Regions from separate parts of the Homo sapiens genome. Here region 2 is linked to region 1. A link is an interaction called in ENCODE POLR2A ChIA-PET data of the cell type or tissue named here. Cell type or tissue: Panc1. All regions are shown on one strand.

The links. Peaks named below come from ENCODE experiments on the same cell type or tissue, not always from the same donor. Only the 100,000 strongest peaks of a DNase experiment are listed, where the experiment ranks them.
Region 2: POLR2A ChIA-PET joins it to region 1 with 7 read pairs; 2 of 35 experiments call an interaction of 5 or more read pairs at or near these places.

Annotation. Positions count from the first base shown.
Region 1 is chr5:169,537,913-169,540,412 of GRCh38, forward strand. The region is part of intron 2 of LOC105377714 (a long non-coding RNA gene); the gene reads right to left. All of the region lies in intron 3 of LOC105377715 (a long non-coding RNA gene), which reads left to right. Among named protein-coding and RNA genes, the nearest start is that of SPDL1, 45 kb to the right of the region's middle. In Panc1, no CTCF peak of the experiment used is centred here; no DNase peak of the experiment used is centred here.
Region 2 is chr5:168,650,873-168,653,372 of GRCh38, forward strand. No RefSeq gene overlaps it. Among named protein-coding and RNA genes, the nearest start is that of SLIT3-AS2, 55 kb to the right of the region's middle. In Panc1, no CTCF peak of the experiment used is centred here; a DNase peak (open chromatin) is centred at 946.

The DNA of each region.
Region 1 (2,500 bases):
AAGGCCCCACCTCTTTATACCATCACATTGGGTATTAGCTTCCCACATATGAAAGTTGAGGGGATTCAGACATTCAGACTATATAGCAGGGTAGAAGTCAGAATATGCGGCAATGGGGCATAAAAACAAGACTTAAATTTCCAGCTGTCTTCACATTCAAAGGGGTCCCCTCCTATAGGTAGTTCAAGACAATAGTGCAATCTAGCAGGGCCAAGAGTGATGGTCAAAAGCAGTCAGATATATTACCAGAGACCCAAGTAATCAATTTATTGGCAGCAGGCCCTTCAATCTCTGTTATGGGCTAAATTGTCTCTCCACTCCCCCAAAAATGCACATGTTGAAGCCCTAACCCCCAGAACCTCAGTATATGACTATAACTGGAGACAGAGCCTTTAAGAGGTAATTAAATGAAAATGAAACTATTAAGGTGGGCCCTAATCCAATCTGGACTGGTGTCCTTATAAGAAGAGGAGCTGAGAACAGAAGGAGAGACACCAGGGATGTGCAACTAGAGAGAAAATGTAATGTGGGGGTACAGTGAGAAGGTAGCCATCTGCAAGCCAAGAAGAGAAGCCTCAGAAGAAATCAAAGCTGCTGACACTTGATCCTAAACTTTCAACCTCCAGATTTGTGAGTAAATACGTTTTTGTTGTTTACACCACCCAGTCTGTGCTACTTTGTGATGACACAGCAAACTAAGACTGTCCCTACCTGATAGTTCAGAGTAAGAGATGCACAGTCAACCTCAAGACTGGGAGCTCTGCATCCACCTAGATAGGGCTTATTAAAATCCAGGCAGGATGCCACGGCTCCTAGCCAAATAGAGAACTAGAATGCTAATCAAAATGCCTAGGTAAAACTGAAATTGCAGGAACAGGCCAATGGACGGGTTCGAGAGGCATTAAATCTGACATCCAGAGTAAAATCCTAGCTCTGCTTCTCACTAGCTGTGTGATTTTGTGTGACTTTAATAACTCTGAGCCTGGGTTTCCTCATCTATGAGGCTCCTTACCTCATGGAGGTAGCAAGTATTAAATTAAAAAGATAATGTGTGAGATACATTTAGCACAGTTCCAAACCATGGTTGGTACTCAATAAATAGAAGCTATGTGGTAGCTGAGTTTTGGTAGATGACACGTGCCTAGGGTTCACTCTAGTTAGAAGCTACAACTTTATACCTGGATCACTGCCCAGCCCTGGCTGGTGGACCTGAGCCTCTAGGCTGGCTGTCTGCCTTGGTGGAGATTAACTTCACTCTTGGGTTGTGCTGCAGTTCAAGGTCCATATCTGAGCAGGCTGAGAAAGCCAGGGCTGAGATTTTTTTCTCCATGCCCTTATACATAGATAAATCTATCCAACAGGGTCATCTTTCAACAAAAAGACAAAACAGGCATAAATTCCAACATCTTATTTAGTGCCCCCTTCAAAGCACCCTGTCCCTCTAGGCCTCCCTTGAATATTGGTGGAAGAAAGCTCCAGATGAGGAAATGCAAGAAATAGTATGCAAGGAAAGGATTATCATTTTGATATGTGGATGCCATTTGCCTAAAAAACAGCTTTTGAATAATCAGAAACAAACTAAAAAACAGCAAACTAGAGCTGTACATCAGAAATGCCCCAGACCACTGCTACAACAAAATTTAAAAGATCTTTTTAATTAATTATGATTCTAGGAAAGGAGTTTTCTTAAATGAAAGCTAGATTTTAAATCACTTATTGAAATTCAGTCATGTTGTAGGGGTGGGTGGGAATCTTTTTTTAAGACATTTCTGTCAAGGGTGACTTTGTTTACTGTTTTGTGTTTTGTTGTTGTTGTTGTTGTTTTTGAGACAGGGTCTCACTCTGTTGCCTAGGCTGGAGTGCAGTGGTGCAATCACAGCTCACTACAATCTCCATCTCCCAGGCTCAAGTGGTCCTCCTCCCTCAGCCTCCTGAGTAGCTGGGACTACAGGCATGTACCACCATGCCCAGCTAATTTTGTAAAAAATTTTTATTAGAGAAGAGGTCTCGCCACAATCCCTGGGCTGGTCTTGAACTCTTGAGCTGAAGTGATTCTCCTGCTTCAGCCTCCCAAAATGCTGGGATTACAGGTGTGAGCCACTGCACCTGGCCTTTGTTTACTTTCACTGCTGAATAAGAAACCCATTTACAATGCCAAACCATGATAACAAAATTGATCCTGTTATGGCAAATGTCATTGCCCTGGCCTACAGACTATTCATTGCAAACTACATTTAATAATAAACATTTGCAGAACCACCAAGAATGGAAAAACTATGAGTGCCATTTCCCATTCAAAGGTCTACAGGAAACTGAATGGGAGACCCACACAGTGTAGGAGGGTCTCCGCTGTTGAACTTGGTGGAGTGTATACTTAGCATATCTCGAGGGAGGATGGCTGGAAGTGGGTAGGGAAGGAGGAATCAGAATCATGGGGGAGTCAAAATAGTCACCAGGAAAACAAAATAGAAGTGTGAGGCAGGGAAAGAAATCGAGAGGT
Region 2 (2,500 bases), 890 kb before region 1:
GTTTTTAACCCACGATGGTCACTATTATGACTAGAGAATGATATGTTCTTTCACAGTGGGGCTAGAAGGAGAGGGACACAGGGCTAAAGGATTTTTCCAGACAGTAGATTGGTGCCTTCTATTGGGACTAGAAGTCTTTGCCTCCAACTCTAGACATTCACAGTTGTTTGGAAATAAGCAAAATTCTAAATCTCAGAATTTTCTTCTGTTCCAGTTAAGACTTATCAAGGGCTGGAGCGTCTGAACTAGATACACCAAAAATTTTTAGAGTGATGAGATGATGGAGTTAAACAAACTGTCCTGAACTGCATATCCAAAGACAAAAGCTAGGAGATAACAAAAACTGTCCTAAAACTGCATATCCAAAGACAAACTGTCCTGAACTGCATATCCAAAGACAAACTGTCCTGAACTGCATATCCAAAGACAAAAGCTAGCGTACCCCCAAACCCTACTTCAATGTAGACTCCCTCCCTCCCTGAGACCTCTGACCAAACCCAAATATATCTTGATTTTTTTTTTTTCAGACAGGGTCTCACTCTGTTGCCCAGGCTAGAGTATAGTGGTGAGATCACAGCTCACTGCAACCTCGACCTCCCCAGGCTTAGGTGATCCTCCCACCTCAGCCTCCCCAGTAGCTGGGACCACAGGCATGCACCACCATGCCTGGCTAATTTTTGTATTTTTTTGTGGAGATGAGGTTTTGCCATATTGCCCAGGCTGGTTTCCAACTCCTGGGCTCAAGCAATCCACCTGCCTTGGCCTCCTAAAGTGTTGAGATTACAGGTGTTGAGCCTCTGTGCCTGGCCTGGATTTTTTTTAAGGAGGTAAAATTCACATAGTAATTCACCATTTTTACAAGTATAAAGTGTGTAACTCAGTAACTTCCAGGACATTCATGATGTACAACTATCACTACTAGTTCCAGAACAGTTTCATCATCCCCAAAAATAAATGCCAGACCCATTAGTCACCCCCATTTCTACTTCCTCCTAGTCCCTGGCAACCACCAGTGTGCTTTGTGTCTCAATGGATTTGCCTACTGTGGACATATCATATAAATGGATATGTGGCTTTTTGTGTTTGGTTTCCTTCACTTAGCATGTTTTCAAGGTTTGTTCATTGCCTGGAATTATTCAGATATTCATTTTTATATAAACCCCTGTGTCTTTTTGACTTTCCAAGTGCACTTCGTCCCAGCAGGGCTTTCCTATCCGGACCCCAGAGCTTTGGTGAAATGTGTGCACACAGAGCAGGCAGGGGCACATTGACAAACTTCTGCTTGACAGTTTCTGTTTTTGCACCCTGTTAACAATGCTCTTGAGGCTCCACTATGTAGGATTATCTGTTTTTATACCTGAAAGTCTCCTTACCTCAACTGCTATCAAAAGATTTACATCTTTCTAAGGTGCCAATTAAATCCAACAAGGTAGCTGAGTGTGGTGGTGCACGCCTGTAGTCCTAGCTATGCAGGAGGCTGAGGTGGGAGGATCACTTGAGCCTGGGAGGTCGAGGCTGCTGTGAGCTGTGATTGCACCGCTGCATTCCAGCCTGGGAGACAGAGCAAGATCCTGACACACACACACACACACACACACACACACACACACACACACACATTCCAACAAGGTAATGTGTAGGAGGAAGTACCCGAGCTTTTCAGTCAAATGTATATTTGAATTCCACTTCAGAGACTCATACAGGTTTGGAAAATTGGAGAGAGGAGGAGAACTGTGCCTGCTTTGCAGGTGGAACCTGGGAAAGGGGCACATACACGAATCTCTTCCTGTGCCACAAGATGGCACAAAAGAAGTAGGGGTGAAATAGCTGCTCCATCCCGGGTCTGAGTCAGCCTTGAAGGGTTCCCAATACCCTGGGTAACGTGGGAGCAGTAGAATGATTTTTCTGTGCGTCTAAGAGTAGCAAACAAGTGGGTGAACAACCTCAGCTCTACCTCATTTCTTTCTTTTCTTTTTTTTTTTTTGAGATGGAGTTTTGCTCTTGTTGCCCAGGCTGGAGTGCAAGGGCGTGATCTTGGCTCACTGCAACCTCTGCCTCCCAGGTTCAAGTGATTCTCCTGCTTCAGCCTCCTGAGTAGCTAGAATACAGGTGCCCACCACCACGCCCAGCTCATTTTTGTATTTTTGATAGAGACAGGGTTTCACCATGTTGGCCAGGCTGGTCTCCAGCTCCTGACCTCAGGTGATCCACCCACCTCGGCCTCCCAAAGTGCTGGGATTACAGGTGTGAGGCACCGTGCCTGGCCTCCACCTCATTTCTTGTAGTGCCAGTATGGCATAGCAGCCTCCAGGTGTCCCCAGACTTCCAGGGGGAGCAGAGTCATGACATATAGACTCTGCAGACCTGGAAAAGATTTGCTGCAGAGTTAAAGCAAACGTAGTCTAGATGTCCAGGCCATCGTGGCAGCTGGCATGAATACATGAAGACAGCAAGGAGCAAACATCTTCACAGGATGTGAGGCACCTGGAACTCAAGGGGT